Linked DNA regions of Homo sapiens: region 1 is linked to region 2. A link is a loop called in an ENCODE intact Hi-C map of the cell type or tissue named here. Cell type or tissue: heart left ventricle. All regions are shown on one strand. Links, peaks and the distances in the headings refer to the core of each region. The heading gives the core; the rest is flanking DNA.

Region 1 (8,642 bases), core at 188-8,187, 47 kb after region 2:
AGATACCCCCACCTCCTCCCATGTGATGCCCGTGCTCCGGAGACCTCTGTCATTTTGTAAGCCTGGTTTCCCCTCAACCCTGTGTGAGGCAGGCAGCCAGCATCACTGCCCTAGTTTCATGGATAGAGCAACCGAGTCATTTTTCTATTGTTACTGGACAAAGGTACCGAGTGAGTCATTATAAAGTCCTAGAATCAGATCCTAATTCTTGTTCCTGGCATCATTCACGGACCTGAATTCCACCAAAGGTTCAAGAGGATACTGGCCACTGACCAGCTCAGAGAAGAACGCATTTGCGTGTGACTGAGTCAAAAATAAGGATTAACTCTGTCTTGACACTTGCAGGCTTGAAAAAGAAAGCGGGGGAATATGTGCATGAGTAACATCATCATCTCATCATACCGGGATTCTCAACCTCTCTCAAAATGTTTTGAGAATTCCCTGGCACATGATTTCCTTAGTACTAAATTTTTAAATTAAAAAAGTATCTTATTTGCCATTGAAGCAATCAATTTTCTTCATCTTACAACAGAATCATTTATGTGAATTTGGATCCAAGAGGAAAATAAATTTATTTCCTTCTTTTTGCAAGAGAATCTTTGAAGTATCTGGCAGAGAAAAAAAAATGAGCTTGCTCATGAAATAAAATTAGAAACACAAACCATTCCAAACACAAGCTGTTCATATTTAGTAGGATGATGCTTTTTATGTAGCATTTTCTGAATAGCTTCGAATTTCCTAATTTTTTTTCCTTTCCTTGTGTTTTTCTTTGTCTCACATGTCACCCTATTTATTCATTCCCTCACCGACCTTTCCAGCTAAGGAGGAGAGAGGCACAAGGTATATCTGCAGAAGTAACCATGGATTTAAAAGTAGCTACAGCATCAATTTAAAGGCAAGTTACAGCTTTAGTACATTAAACTTGGTGACTTTATCCTTTGCTTCATAGCTGTAGGAGAAGGGAACGTTTTGGAAAGCAGAAATAGGAGTTCTTACTGGGAATCCAGAAACTCAAGATTGTCTTTCTTAACGAACTACAGAAATGGCCCCTGAAAGTATAGTCTTGGTTGTCTTTCTTTCTTTCTTTCTTTCTTTTTTTAATCACCTGCACCAGCCCTTCAGTTCCTAGCTAGGGCCCTCTGAGTCAGGATCCTCAAAGATGGGTCCTAGGAATCTGCATTTTTAAAAACTTCCCAGAAGGTTCTCATATCTACTAAAAGCTCGAGAGTCTCTGCTCTGAAGGGGCTTTGTGGATGGGTCTTCAGGGACTCTGTGAAGCCCCTCAATGTGTTTATAAAGTGTATGTGTGTATATATATATATGTGTGTATTTTTCTGAAGTAAATTCTCAAAGGCGTCTAAGACCCCAGCAAAGGTTAAGGCCCAGTGCATAATGGCCAATAAATGGAGAGAAAAAAAATGTACAAATATCACGTATTAATGAAAAGAAGAATGCAAGTTAAAACAAGATTATTACTTTGTACTCACAAACTTTTGAAAAAATCAGTGGTGGTTGGCAAAGATAGAAAAATAAGAATTCTCATACACTGCTGAGGGTACAGACATTTTGGGAAACAATTTGACAATAGCTAGCAAAACCTAAAATACATTCTCCTTACAGCCCAGCAAGTCCACTTTTAAGCAAATACCAACTCTTGAACATATGAACATGGCATATTTAAGGATATTCTTTGGGATACTGCTGATAATTAATTGTGAAAAATTGGAAACAACCTAAATATGTACCTTAGGGGCAGAAAGAAGGTGATCCCTTTCCTCCCTGTCATAAGGGTCATGGCCAACACCCCTATAACAAAGACAAGCTAACAAGAGAAAAGCATAATACATTTATTTGATCACAGTTTTATGAGACATGAGAGTCTTCAGAATGGAGACCAAAGATCCAGGAAAAATTGATCCCTTTTTTTATGCTTAGGTTCAATGAAGAATGTACAGCCATGTAGAACTACAATTGGGGGAAACAGGAATAATCTAATGGAAATAGACCGAGTCGCGATACCTATCAAGCCCCGTCAGCTCAGCTTCTTCTTGGCCTCTCTGTGCAGCATTTCTTTCTCCCAGGTATGGAATAGGAACCCTCTGGGACGAGGGTCTTAATTTCTTTGCAGCCAGTTCTTACACAGAAAGGCAGGGGAAGATTACAGTAATATTTTTAGGTTTTATGACTGGCTTCATGTAAAATCTGTTTTGGTTTCTAAGATCTGCCTTGGGGAAGAGGAATCACATTTTCTATGGCTTGCCTTAGGGAAGAATGAGGGGCAAGAGACAGGAGAGTAGGAGAAGGTCAGAGAGAGACTTTGCTTCAGAGGCCTTCACTCTGGGGTGTCGTTTTCTAAGTCCCAACACATCAAGAGAGGAATGGGATAAATAAAATGTTGTATGATCAATGTTAGCTTACTATAATTACAAGGAATGATGTAAATACATTTATTAATAATATTGAAAATAATAGGCTGGGTGTGGTGGTTCACACCTGTAATCCCAGCACTTTGGGAGGCTGAAGCAAGCAGATTGCTTGAGCCCAGGAGTTTGAGACCAGCCTGTGCAACATGGTGAGATCTCATCTCTACCAAAAATACAAAAATTAGCTGGACATGGGGTGCATGCCTGTAGTTAGTCCCAGCTACTCAGGAGGCTGAGGTTGGAAGATCACTTGACCCTGGGAGGTTGAGGCGTAGTGAGCTGTGATCATGCCACTGCACTCAGCCTGGGTGACAGAATGAGATGCTGCCTCAAAATAACAATAATAATAATACTGAAAATAATAGTAGCTAATACTTATATGGTGTTTACAGGCACTGTTCTAAAAGCTTTGCATATATTAACAAAACTGAATCTTAAAACATAATTGTGAGTATAAAAAGCATAGAATAAAATGATACAACACTATGATTATCTTTATGTTTAAAAGCACAAAGTAATACATAGGTTATTGAGATATATATAGAGAGAGTAAAAGTAGAAAATGTGGATTTCACAAATATACACAAAATTCTTTTTAAGGGTAGTCTAGGGCAGCACTAACATGGATTTGTAAGAGTGGGGACATTTCAGTCTCCTTCAGCTGTATCAGGTATATGTTATTTGTAAAAGATCTATAATTAACAGATACTTATATGATACTCACAAAACCAGTTGGCAAGGCAAGATGTTATAAAATCTGAGTGCTCAGTGGCAGGGCAGGGCAAGACAGACAGAAGGGAACAGAAGAGGAGGCCGTGCAGCTGTAGGGCTGTTAAGGCAGAAGGATTTTGTGGAGCACAAGCAAGACTTAAACACAGACGGAGGGACTGCAGGAATCGTACGGCCTGGGAGGTCCTAGAGATAAGACCCCTAGACGATGAAGGTCATCTTGGGGGCGCCACGAATGGAGAGTCAAAGGTGGACACACACAAGGAAGTGGGAAGACATTGGCATTTTCTATCAGGGCATCTGGAAGTCTCTTTTAAGGAATGTATGGTAAGTCATTTAATTATAAATAACAGAGGAAGTGACCAGCTGAATTGCACTTCTGACAAGCAAGAGGAATTATATAGTGAAGTGCAAGTTATCAAACCTTTGAGAGAAGGCCATGATGTCTTCGAAGCATTCACAATATCCAGGGAATTAAGGGCTCAGTGTTGTTAGGTGTGCGCCTTAAATGTCAGGTTGGGAAAACTGAGAAAACTCAAAATATGCAATTTTGCTTCAACCAAAGCAAATGTCTTCTCCTTCTCTCCAAAAAAGAAAGAAAGGGTTGGAGGAAAAATAGTTATGGCTACTCCAGTAATACTCTCTGCAATCAGATTTCAAATTTCGAGCTCTCTGTCTCTCTCCTGCTTCTCTGTCCTCTTTGCCTAAAAGATTAGTTGTGACTTACAAGGATATCCACATTTGGTCCTAGCACCCTTCCGGTCCACCCAACACCCCACCCATATGGACTCTTCATCCTTCATTTCAGTGATGCCAACCTTTGCACATCTTGCTTCCTTTGCTTGGAATGACTTCTCTCTGACCCTGCTTTGCTTGGAAAAGCTCAATCTTCCTTTAAGAACCAGCTCAAAGGTCTTCTGTTAAGCCTTTCTTGAAAGAGGGGCAACATAGCCATTTACACACCCAGTTATTCACCATACAAACACTGATTGAAGGCTACCAATGCCCTCCAGCCAAAGACCACCAGGAACACACTGATAATTAAACAAGCTGGGCTTACTACTCATTGATTTAGGGAGAACATACTTTAAGGACACTATCTTAGCAACTGTGTTAGAAAGAAACTACTAGAAGATTTGGACTTTGGTTGGGTGATTTGTGGAGGGCTTAAGAAATTAAAGATTTGCTCTAGGTCAGATACCATCAGAAATCCAGGCAATTCTATGATTGAGTGCATTACAGGGGGCAGAGTGACCTTGTTTTTGTGCATGGACAAAATTAGGTAGTGACCTTGTTTTGTTTCATTTTATCGTGGTTCAGAATAAGCTTGTCTGAGGTTGGTGTTCTGTGAGATTGTCTATGTCCAACAGGAGAACTATAGCCTGGCTGTGAGTGTCAGATCAGCTTGTAATAATATTGAGGTCTACCGGTGACTATTTCTGGATGTCAGGGCCTGCTTTTTTCTTTCTCTATGCCTATAATGGCTCAGCCATTGGACTGTGATATTGTTCATACGTCTTTTACATCACCCAGTATGCCTTATTATGTAGCAGACAGTGCAGTTATTTCTCAAGATACATCCCAACCCTCTCCCACCGTGGGGCAGCCATGGGATGTGGGTGGGACTGATTCCACTCCCAGCTCCAGGATGGGCCCTGATTTGTCTAGAACATCTGGTGACTTGTTTAGAGATAGGCATTGAATATTCAGTTTCATGGAAACCGACACTGAGATTGCATGCAGGAGGTTTAGTGGGGAGGACACATAGGAATGATGTAGGCAAGAGAGGGAAGGATGATGGCACAGAGGGAGAAATTGACCCAGTATATGATTTCAACAGAGGCTTTATCTGATTCCCCTTTGGAAGCGCTGGAGCCAGGATGATCCTTCAGACATGCCTGAATTGAGGTGACCTCAGGCTTTTATACTCACTCATTGATCAGCCATTAGAGGCAGTGTCCTCTTAAGGGGGACAATATCCTCGAGTCTGGCAGCTCCTTTTGGTCAGAGCAATGCTTTGGGAGGAACTCAGCTGTGAGCCATCAGCCATCAATACTTCCAGAGTGGGAAAATGAGGGTCTCAGTTCTGAAGGGAACATCTGGTTGACACAGGCACTAAAATGGGTAAACAAGAATATCATTTTCTTGTCTTGCTGATAATTCCACCTTCTAGAGGATAGGTTTTTGGTGCTAATTCTGCCTGTCTTAGTCCATTCAGGCAGCTATACCCAAATACCTTAGGCTGGGTAATTCATAAACAATAGAAATTTATTGCTCACAGTTCTGGAGACTGGGAAGTCCAAAATTAAGGCACCTAGTAAGGGCCCATTCCTTATACGGCACCTTCTTGCTATGACCTCACATGGTGGAAGGGACAAGGACACTCCCTTCAACCTCTTTTATGAGGGCAGTAATCTCATTCATGAGGGTGGAGCCCTCATGACTTAATCACTTCCTCAAAGACCCCCACCTCTTAATACCATCACTTTAAGTATTAGGTTCCAACATATGAATTTTGAAGGGACAAGAACATTCAGACCGTAGCTTTGTCCAACAAGGAGTACTTGATAGGTGAAATGAAGAGCCTTGAGAGAAGGTAGCTATTGCTTATTTTAATATGCCACCCAAGGCTAAGCCAGCTGGGTGATATTCCTTGGATACAGCGATTCTTTCAGAAGAGCTCAGGAATTTTTTTTTGGTGATTAGTAGAAGAGAAGCTTGCTAGACACTAGAAGGAAAGTGTACAGTCCCAGCTGCTGGTTGCATCATCAGGACAAAACCAGCATACAGAGGATGGAAAAACTGAGAGAACTGTGAAGAAATGAGAATGGTCATAGCATGCTGGAGCTAGCCTGCATCAGGCAAGGGGTGACTGCGCACATCTCTTCCTAATTCTATCTTCAGTGACTTCATGTTGGTAGCTTGAAATAGGTCGTGGTGGGAGTATTTACACCATGGAAATAGACAAACTCATGGCTCTTTTTTCTCTGGAAAGTCAGTTAGTTGTGACATACTTCCTAGCACACTGCTGATGAAGACCTAATCAAACAGTGCCTGAAGCCTGTCTACTTCTGGACTTTTCAGTTATATGAGTCAATAAATTCTCCTTATTGTGCAAATTACCTTGAATTCTAATTGCTGCATATTATAATTTATCTGTTTGCATATCTGTTTTCTCCAATAAGTTATAAGCTTCCTGAAAGTCAGAGAACATATTTATCTTTGAATTTTTGGTGTCAGTAAACATAGCCAGTACCCAACATATATGTACTGGCTATGAATGTATGAAGCATAAGGGTCTTTGAACTGAAAAGAGCAAACATTAAAAAGATGGAAATGGATAGTCAAGATGGGTGAAAGTATAGATGCTTAAACCAGTCCAATTCTTCTGGCATGAATGAGAAAAAGGAAACAGCTTTCTCTCTCTCTCTCTCTCTCTCTCTCTCTCTCACACACACACACACACACACACCCTATCTCTTTCTGAAGACACAGTGCACAGCGAATGTGGCCTTCAGTGTCAGACAGCCTTGACTTCCATTCTTGCCACAGCTACTTATTGGCTATGGTCCTAGACAAGTTCCCTAATGTCCTAAAGCCTCAGTTTCCTCATCTGTAAAGTGGGCAAAATGATGCCTCCCTCAGAATGAAAGAGAAAGATGAGTAGAAAGCATTTAACCCAGGGCCTGATACAGAGCAGAGATGGCAGCCATTTTTTGCTGTTGTTCTTGTAGCAGATGTTGCTTTGTCACTACGATTACTGTTGTTGCAGCTCCCTTCCTTTTATTGCCTTTGTTCTGGTTCATAAATTTGGATGGGGAAAAATTGCATCTTTATTTTATCTAACCTCTCACTGAAATCTAGCTTTTTGTTTCTATTAAGAATGTAGGCAAGAAACTGCACTGGTATTAGCAGCGCCTATGACTCTTGCCACAGAAATAACAGATCTTTTCATATCACCTGGTAGTTGTTGTAGACAATGGAAACACTCCTTCTCTCATCACTCTTTGAAATGATGGTTGTTATTTGACCTCTCACCAGATCCTATTATTTAAAGCACTGATAAAAGAGTAAAAATATTACTGTATTTGTAATCTTTAAAATATTTGATGTTGTAACTGATTTCCTTTGTAGCTTTATGTATTTCATTTTATGCCTAATAACATTATTCTGAGAAGGGAGTCTGTGGCTTTACCAGCCTGCCAAAGGAAGCCTGGTGCATAAAAGGTTAAGAGCCCCTGCCCTGGGGCCATGTTGCTTCAGGCTGGCTGGTCAGCTCAGTTAGTTCAAGAGCAATGAAGGTCATAGGGGCCCACGTGTAGGGTCAGTTCACTTAACTTTATTCTATTCCTCAGCCACAGAGGCTGGCCAGCGTGTGTCCAAGACCTGGAAGAGGCTGTGTAAGACCAACCTCAATAAGCCCCATCTGTTTGGCAGGAAACAGAATGCCCTGTGGATGGTGGATTAGTCTTGGTGCTGCATTATGGGAGGGGTGGGGTCATTTGGACATAGAACTTGATGGCTTCAAAACACAATAAATGTAGATATTAATCACTTGTAACTGGTGGAGAAGCCTGTGATCTCTCAGTAGTTCCTCATTCTGACAGCCTCTCTCTCTCAGTCTGGGCCTCTTGCTCTATGTTTAGTAAGGCTCCCACTTCCTGTTCCTTTCTCTCTCCATCCCCACCCATCTTGCTCACTCTCTCTCTCCCTTTGCGTTCTCTCTAATTTATTTCCCCCCTTTTCTCTGAGGAGGAAGCAGTAGAAAATCCAAAATGTAGTCACTGGGCATCTGGTGGACATTCTTCTCTGGGCTTGGCCTTGTGTTCTTGGCATGGATACTTGCTGGCCCTGGGTCTGCTCTCACTTTCCTTTCTGTCGTCACACACACACACACACACACACACAAACACACACACACACACACACACACACACTCTGTCTGTCTCTCTCTCTCTCTCCATCTCTTTCTCTCCCTGACACACACTCACACTTCAGAACGATTATATTTATAATACCCTGGGCAGTTCCAAACGCCAGTATGAATTTTAAGAGCACATTTGTGTCTCCTGCTTGGAACAGACTGAATTTTCCACTGTCTGAGAGTTTGAAGTTCTTCCAGCTAAGAGAGCAGTGAGAGCCTCTGGGGGACGAGCCATGTGTCAGATCCCTGTCAACTTTCTGCTCCAAGGGTCACACTCACTCAACATTTGTTGAAGGACCTATGGCCACATTTGGCCCAAGCCACTCATGTTGTGCTTTTCAAGTAAAACCTGGTAGGGGGAAGGGCATCTGGAGTGGAGATACCTGGTGTCAAGTGAGAATGGGTCCTATAGGGCTGACACTTAAAAGCCATCAGAAATTAACCTGTTTTCTGGGCCTAGAGGAGAAGAGGTGGATATTGAAACCAGTAGATCCCGGATATACCCAAAGGAATATAAATCATTCTACCATAAAGACACATGCATGCGAATGTTTGTTGCAGCACTA
Region 2 (8,642 bases), core at 401-8,400:
GGTCCATGTATAAAAGGAGAATAATAATTGTAGCCAATATTTATTGAACTCTTTCTATAAAGCAGGTACTGTCAAACCACTTTAATCATCTAATTGAGAGGGAGGACAGGATAGTGTTTAAACATCTGGATTCTAGAGCCACATAGACTTTTAAAAAAATATTGACAGGTTGAGGCAGATTACTTAAGCACTCTGTGCCTTGATGTTCTTATCTGTAGACAAAAGGAATAGTATTTCCTTCATAGGATTTGAAACCGCCTTTACAAAATTTTGACTGAGACAGTGAAAGAGATCTAACTTAACTGACTCCATCTTGCTTCTAACCTCCAAACTGTCCTTGTTCATTCCTGGGCGTAGGCTGAACTAACTTTGGGAGAAACTTAGTTTATAATTTATAGTTTAAAACAAAGATGACAACAGCCCTTCCCCAAAGCATACCTCCTTCTTGCCTGGAGACTAGGTTGTCTCTGCAGGACTAACATTAGCGACAAGATTAGAAATTATGGTTTAGGAGTTATGCAGCTGGAGGATACAATATTCTGATTCTTCCTAAACTGCTCTTAAGATCAGTGCTTGAGATATTTTGTAGGCCCTGCACTTGATGGATCAGCTGTCACCAGCCAGATTGATAAACTGGCTCATCTGATCTTGTGGCCCCCACCCAGGAACTGACTCAGTGCAAGAAGCTGGCTTCTTCTTTTTTTTTTTGACACAGAATCTCGCCCTGTCACCTACGCTGGAGTACAGTGGTGCAATCTCAACTCACTGCAATCTCTGCCTCCTGGGTTCAAGTGATTCTCCTGTCTCAGCCTCCCCAGTAGCTGGGATTACAGGTGCGCACCACCATGCCTGGCTAATTTTTATATTTTTAGTAGAGATGGGGTTTTGCCATGTTGGCCAGGCTGGTCTCGAACTCCTAACCTCAAATGATCCACCTGTCTCAGCCTCCCAAAGTGCTGGGATTATAGGCGTGAGTCACCGTGCCCAGCCAAGAAGCCAGTTTCTGCTCTCTATGATTTCATCCCTGACCAATCAGCACTCCTGGCTCACTGCCTTACCCCCCACCCACCAAGTTGCCCTTAAAAGCTCTGCTCCCTGAATGCTCAGGGAGACTGATTTGGGTAATAATAAAACTCCAGTCTACACAGCTGGCTCTACATGGATTACTCTTTCTCTATTGCAATCCCCCTGTCTTGAGAAATTAACTCTGTCCAGGCAGTGGGTAAGCTGAACCCCTTGGGCAATTACAGATTGTCTTGAGGGTAAAGTAAGCCCAGCCTTTGGCCTGTCTCCTAACTGGAATACTTAGGTGCAGAAATCCAGCTTGTCTGTCCATCCTTTCTTTCTCTCCTTCCTTCCCTCCTTCCTTCCTTTGTTTCCATTTTCTTTTTTTTAAAACTATTGGAAGACTGTAAGACATGGGCATCACATTGGACTGGCCCAGTAGGAAGCAAGGAAATCTAGTTTAGAGTTGGATGTACTACACAAAGCAGGCTGGTCTACCCCCATGAGGCCAGTGAGCTGGGCTGGGTTTCAAGTTGTCAGTCGACTGCCTTGCTCAATCCTCTTGAAAGAACAACAACAGCAACAAAAATGTGGGTCACCCTGTGGACTATTGGGCAAGTATCTGAATGCTCCCTAGGGCAGCTGCTCAGTGGCTTGGAACAACCCATGCTTTTTCAATGGGACACTGAAAGCTGGCCAATAGGCCACCCTAAGGTGTCCCTCTGATTTCATGCCCTCATGACCGAGGACTTCTCTCTTGTTGGCTCTGGCTCCCCTGAAGTCCCACTTACCATTCTCATCTGGCTGAATCTGGCTGAACTTGTGGTGGGGGCTCCTGTCCTCTTTATTTCTTTAGCATTGGTCAAAATGTCCCTGTGGGACACCCTTCCCTGCCCCGTGCCCAGTTATTTCTATCTTTAGAAGGTAGAAACTGTGGATACAAGTGCTGGCTCATTCTCAGCTAGGTCATCTGTCCAGAGCCTTCCTGGGTTATGCAGGCATGCTGTAGCTTTCATTTATCAATGCTTGGGATTGTGAAAACAGCTTTTCACAAACGAAACAACCAAAAACTCCAGACAAGTTTACCTAAATTTGTAAAGGTTTCTAAAGCTGTTTTTTTTTCTTGTGCACAGTTATTTAAAAATGAACAGCAATGATTTATAATGCCAGTGAGGGCAACTGTGTTTAGAATGTTGCACCCACTTCTGACAGCCCCTACTACCCCCTCCTTTCTTTAGAAATGACACTCAGGCCTTTAAAAATGTACATGGTGTGATATAGTAACAAAAATATATTTGGTCACTGCCTCCATTTCCTGGCAGACAGCTCTTAAAACCCCTGGAATTGGCTGGGTGTGGTGGCTCATGCCTGTAATCCCAGCACTTTGGGAGACCGTGGTGGGCAGATCACTTGAGGAGTTTGAGACCAGCCTGGCCAACATGGTGAAACCCTGTCTCTACTAAAAATACAAAAATTAGTTGGGCATGGTGGTGCACACCTGTAATCCCAGCTACTTGGGAGGCTGAGGCAGGAGAATCGATTGAACCCAGGAGATGGAGGTTGCAGTGAGCCGAGATTATGCCACTGCACTCCAGCCTGGGCAACATAGTGAGACTCTGTCTCAAAAACTAACTAACTAACTAACTAAATATCCTGGAATTTCCTTAGTGATAAGTGTCTTTTTGTATGTTAATGAGATGACTGAAGGCTGGGGGCTTCTGGATGGCCTCTGGACAAGCAGGGTGGGGTGGAGGTAGGGTGGCTGGTTGCCAGGGGAAACAATCATGTGATTAGAGGGTTGGGACTTTCAGCCCCACCACTCAACTCTTACCTCCAGGTAAGGGGAGAGGGGCTGAAGGCTGAGGGGGTTGATCACTGATGGCAAGTGATGTAATCGATCATGCCTATGCAGTAATGAAGCTTCCTTAAAAACTCAGAAGGATGGGCTCAGAGAGTTTGTGGGTTGCTGACCTTGCGGAGGTGCCTGGTGGGTGGCATACCTGGAGAGGGCAAGGAAGCTCTGCACCCTGTGTCCAGTATCTTCCCATATGCAAGGGCAACATATCTGTTCCATCTGGCTGTTTCTGAGTTGTACTGAGACAAGAAATTTCCCTTGACCCTTGTGATGGGGTGCTTCCCTTACTCAGCCTGCAGCTCTTAACCCCTTGAGGGAGGGGGAGCATGCAGGTGAGCGGGTGCAGGAGCTGGAGTAAGCGTTTTTGGGCGCCAGCAGGAGCAAAACTCTGTGAGGCCCTGTGACAGCATCTGGGCGGAGAGGGGGTGTGGTCCCTGTGACCCATGAAGCCCCAGAGGGCGTGTGTTACAGTGGTCTTTTAGCATTGCTGTCCACAGATGCCTTAAGTGTTAAACAGTTCAGTGGGCCCTCTACCTATTCATGAGGGCAGAGGATCAGCATAACAGCCTTTAGTGTCTGCACTTGTGGCACCCAAGCTCTTGTTTGGTGTCCAGGAAAACTCAGGTTGCATGAACGAATTGAAGGGTGGTGAATGTGGAGGATTTTATTGCCAATGAAAGTGGTTCTCAGTGGGAAGGGAAGCTGGAAGGGGGATGGAGCAGGAAGGTGATCTTCCCCTGGAGTACAGCCATACCCAGCTGGACTCCTCTCTGAAGCAACACCGTCAAGCTGTCCCTCTAAAGTCAAGCTGCTTCTCTCTGATGTGCAACCGCAGTCTCTGACGTCCATCTGCTTCTTCTCTTCTCCCCTTCTCTGCCCTCCACCAGTTGGGTTAGGGGTTTTTATGGGTACAGGATGGGGGGTGGAGAGGGCCGTGTGTGGTTTTGGAAAAGGCAACATTTGAGCGGGAAAGCAGGAATGCACGTTTTCACTTTAGGTTATGGTTCCATGCTTGAAGGTGGGGCTTCACCAGGGACCCTGCCCTTTTCTGCCTAGAATTTCTCTGCCTCCTGTCCCTATCAGTACCCTTTGTAATAAACTGGTAGTCTAGTAAGCAAAATGTTTTTCTGAGTTCTGTGAGCCATTCTAGGAAACGATGGAACCTGAGATGGGTTCTGGGAAGCTCTGATTTACAGCCAATCAGTCAGAGGCACCAGTGACAACTTGGGCTCATGATTGGTGTCTGAAGTGTGGGGGAGAGGTGGGGAGAAGTCTTGTGGTACTGAGCCCTGAACCTGTGGGATCTGACGCTACTTCCAGGTACATAGTGTCTGAATTGAATTAAATTGTAGGACACCCAGTTGTCCTACAATTGTCTGGCGTGGGAATTGGAGAATTGTCTGGCATGGGAACAGGCCACACATCTGGTCACAGAAGTGTTCTGTGCTGAGTGTGAGCATAGAAAACACTGTTTGTTCTTTTATTTAGTGTCAGATTTGAAGTATTGAGAGTATCTTGGAGGACAAATCTATTTTCCCTAACAATGGGAAATACCAACTACTTGCCAGGGATTGATCTGTAAGTAAGAACTGCCTTAGTAAAGTAAACCCTCATTAGCAGATGGTTATCTCATGGCTTCCTATATTTACCTTTCCATGATGAATGGGAAGACCTGCCATTGCCAAGATAAAGAGTTTTCCTAAAGTTTGGGCAGCCTCCACCTTTCCCAAGCCAGCTGTCACCCCTGGCCCCATTCCTGCCTGGTTGGCAGCAGTCTCTGAAGTCAAGCTCTCTACATCTGGGTTGGGGCCGAGGTGCCAGGAACAGGCAAGAGGAAGCTCTTTTTCCACATCTGCCAACCCCCATCCTTCTCTTTGTTGAGAGCTTTTCTCAAACCTTGTCCCCTTAGAGAAACCTGCCTAAAACCATGGAGTGGCCAGCCCCCTTTCGTGTGTCCACAGGCAAACTTCCATCTAGGTTAGCCACTCTAGATTTTTTAATTTTTATTTATTTATTTATTTTACTTTATTTTATGTTTATTTATTTATTTTTTTGAGACAGAGTCTCACTCCATTGCCCAGGCTGGAGAGCCAGTGGTGCAATCTTGGCTCACTGCAACCTCTGCCTCCCTGGTTTAAGCAATTCTCCTGTATCAGCCTCCTGAGTAGCTGGGATTACAGGCATGTTCCATCATGCCTGGCTAATTTTTGTATTTTTAGTAAGATGGGGTTTCACCATGTTGACCAGGCTGATCTTGATCTTCTGACCTCAGGTGATCTGCCCACCTCAGCCTCCCAAAATGTTGGGATTACAGACGTGAGCCACCGCACCCAGCCAGATTTTTGTCATAAATAAATGCAAGCATATTTCTCCACAAAAGGAATATAAATGACACAAAGGTATATGTGACTATCCATTTTCTTGCATCACTAACCAACCAGATTGAGAGAAAGACATGGTTCTGAGGCTTTAGCCTGCGGAGTGTTCAAGATTGTGGGCTTTGAAATGGGCCTTCCTGGTTCCAATTCAGACACATAGTAGAGGGGCCTTTCAGCCTCCCTATGCCTCATTTTCTTTACTGGCAAAATGCAAATAATGCTAGTATTTACCTTTTGGAGTTGTTGTGAAGATGATGGGACCTTATAAAGCATCTAGAAAGTGCCTGGCTCATATAAACTCTCAATATTCCACCCACTACCCATAATTTTTTTTTTTTTTTTTTTTTTGAGACAGAGTCTTGCTCTGTTGCCCCAGGCTGGAGTGCAGTGGCGCAATCTTGGCTCACTGCACCCTCTGCCTCCCGGGTTGAAGCAATTCTCCTGCCTCAGCCTCCTGAGTAGCTGGGATTACAGGTGCGCGCTACCCAACTAATTTTTTTTGTGTGTATTTTTAGTAGAGATGGGATTTCACCACATTGATCAGGCTGGTCTCAAACTCCTGACCTTGTGATCCACCCACCTTGGCCTCCCAAAGTGCTGGGATTACAGGCGTGAGCCACCACGCCTGGCCTACTACCCATAATCTTAATTTAAAAAAATCAGTCTGCACTCAAGGTTTCTTCCTGAAGCCTTGTGGGAAGGTCTGACTACAGATACACATGTGTCTCTGTTGCTGTAGCTCAGCGTTCATGAGTGTCCTGTTATATCATTTGTGAACCTGCAAAAGTCTTAAAAGAATAGTAAAAAAGGACAAATGGGCAATTCTAATTCTGTACTCTGCTCTGAGCAGAAACTTTTGGTTTATTACAGGCATGAAAGAACTAGAGCTTTAAGTTCACACTGGCCTTATGCATAGAATCCAGAAAAAAAGAAAAATTAGCATAATAGGCATTTTGACTATTTGCTCAACTTTTATAGTCAGTTGGAACAAGCCACCCAGTTTCCAAATTATTCCTTGTACAGGATTTGTAATAGAACAAATCACTCAGTTGCCATGTTTTGTTTTTTCCTTCTGTAGATTGAGAATTACTCTGACCATTTCAATGGGGTTAAAGGTTAATTTCCCGATAATTTAAATTTACTAACTTCACCATTGAAAGAGCTCCATAATCCAATGGGCAAAATAATCTCAACTAAAAGCTGAGATTGAGAAGTTTCTGGCTTCGTGTCCTACTATAACTTCTTAGGTGATATTGGAGGAAAGTAAATGCCACTCCAGTTTTAATTTTTGATGAGGGAAGTATTGCTTTGCCAGGCATTCAGCTGATAGAAATCATATGGTGTTTGATTATCAAGAATCCTGGAGGTACACGTTATCTTTTTGCTTGAGGGGGAACCAGTGCCAGAAGGAAGGAGGATGGTATAAGGGTGAAGAAGGGAGGTTGAGGGGAAAAGAAAGGAAAAATGGAAAAAAGGAAAACCTTTTAATGTTTTCTCCTCTTGGGAATGAACAGCAAAAATTGATTTGGGCTGGGTGCAGTGGCTCAGGCCTGTAATCTCAGTACTTTGGGAGGCTGAGGCTGGTGGATTACTTGAGCCAAGGAGTTTGAGACCACCCTGGGCAACATGGTGAAACCCTGTCTCTACAAAAAATACAAAAATTAGCTGGGTGTGGTGGCATATGCCTGTAGTCCCAGCTACTTGGGAGGCTGAAGTGGGAGGATTCCTTGAGCCCAGGAGGCTGAGGCTGCAGTAAGCCATGTTTGTGCCACTGCACTCCAGCCTGGGCGACAGAGTGAGAACCCATTAAAAAAAAAAAAAAAAAGTTGATTCGGAAGCGATATTGGAGAGGCAGTAAATCTCTCTGTCAAGGTGTGTGTGGCAGCAAGATGGCTGATCTCCCCATCAATCTATCTCCATAATCCTCACCGAGTTCTGCTATCAGAGGCCCTCGGAAGGTGACTGTCAAACAGAGCATGACTTTTCCCAGCATATGGAACATGCCTAGTTTGAGAAGCTTGAGAGGGCCATTAAGAGGCTGCAGCAAAAGGGAATAGATGGTATCCAAGAAACATCTGTCCAATTGACATCAGTTTACATCAAGGCAAAGAAAGTTCTATTGCAGTGTCCCCTGCACATGTGAATTCGAGGTGATGGCTTCTCCTGCAAGGCTGACAATGCAACAACCATGTTATCCATTATTATAATTCACTCACATTTTAGATGTGAAAACCCACCCAAAGTTGTCTCATCAGGGCTGGGATTCAAACTGATTTCCTCAAACTATGACAGCCCCAACCTCAGGATTCCACATTGAATTATTAATTATTTTTTAGCAGAGCTGATGGATATGTTAAAAGAAAACAACAGCAAACAGCAACAACATAACTACCATATAATGTCATAAGCAGTGTAACAGAGGCACATATCAATTGCGTTAGTAACTCAAAGTGGAGAGCAGTTGACGTGAGGGTGAGGGAGGGAAGGTGAGAATGGGGTAAAGTTAGGGAGGCTCTGAGGAGTAATCGTTGTGAAGTTTTATCTAGTATGCTTCTGGGGGAAGAGATCACAAATGGGGCTGCCTGTGGACACATTGTCTTTCACAGTGTTTGAAATTATTTTGAATAAATTTCCAACACTTATTTATTTATTTATTTAGAGATGGAGTCTCGCTCTGTCACCCAGGCTGGAGTGCAGTGGCATGATCTTGGCTCACTGCAACCTCTGCTTCCCGGGTTCAAGTGGTTCTTCTGCCTCAGCTTCCCAAGTAGCTGGGACCACAGGCATGTGCCACCATGCCTGGCTAATTTTTTTTTTTTTTTTTGAGATGGAGTCTTGCTCTGTCACCCAGGCTGGAGTGCAGTGGAGTGATCTCGGCTCAGTGCAACCTCTGCCTCCCGCGTTCAAGCAATTCTCCTGTCTCAGCCTCCTGAGTGCCTGGGACTACAGGCGCACACCACCTCACCCAGCTAATTTTTGTATTTTTAGTAGAGACGGGGTTTCACCATATTGATCAGGCTGGTCTTGAACTCCCCACCTCAGGTGATCCACATGCCTCGGCCTCCCAAAGTGCTGGGATTACAGTCATGAGCCACCGTGCCCAGCCATCCGGCTAATTTTTGTATTTTTAGTAGAGATGGGGTTTCACCATGTTGGCCAGGCTGGTCTCGAGCCCCTGACCTCAAGTGCTCTGCCCACCTCAGCCTCCCAAAGTGCTGGGATTACAGGCGTGAGCCACCGCACCTGGCCCCAACATTTAAAAACAGGATATTTCACATAAAAATAAAAATTTCTCATTTCTCTTTGAAAATTAGATTTGTTAACACGGGGTCCCATGGTTTCACATGGTATCAACTAGCTGACTGCTTCATCCTGGGCAAGCGTGTCGACCGCCCATGTTGTCC

What was found. Peaks named below come from ENCODE experiments on the same cell type or tissue, not always from the same donor. Only the 100,000 strongest peaks of a DNase experiment are listed, where the experiment ranks them.
Region 1: it touches region 2 in a loop (2.3-fold over the local background); 7 of 110 quality-filtered maps call a loop at or near these places.

The regions. Positions count from the first base shown.
Region 1 is chr12:93,183,706-93,192,347 of GRCh38, reverse strand. All of the region lies in intron 3 of LOC643339 (a long non-coding RNA gene), which reads left to right. Among named protein-coding and RNA genes, the nearest start is that of LINC02412, 14 kb to the right of the region's middle. RefSeq lists an enhancer at 7,813-7,962. In heart left ventricle, for the core only: no CTCF peak of the experiment used is centred there; no DNase peak of the experiment used is centred there; H3K27ac peaks cover 1,979 bases.
Region 2 is chr12:93,230,714-93,239,355 of GRCh38, reverse strand. All of the region lies in intron 2 of LOC643339 (a long non-coding RNA gene), which reads left to right. Among named protein-coding and RNA genes, the nearest start is that of LINC02412, 61 kb to the right of the region's middle. RefSeq lists a silencer at 7,217-7,417. In heart left ventricle, for the core only: no CTCF peak of the experiment used is centred there; a DNase peak (open chromatin) is centred at 4,635; H3K27ac peaks cover 287 bases.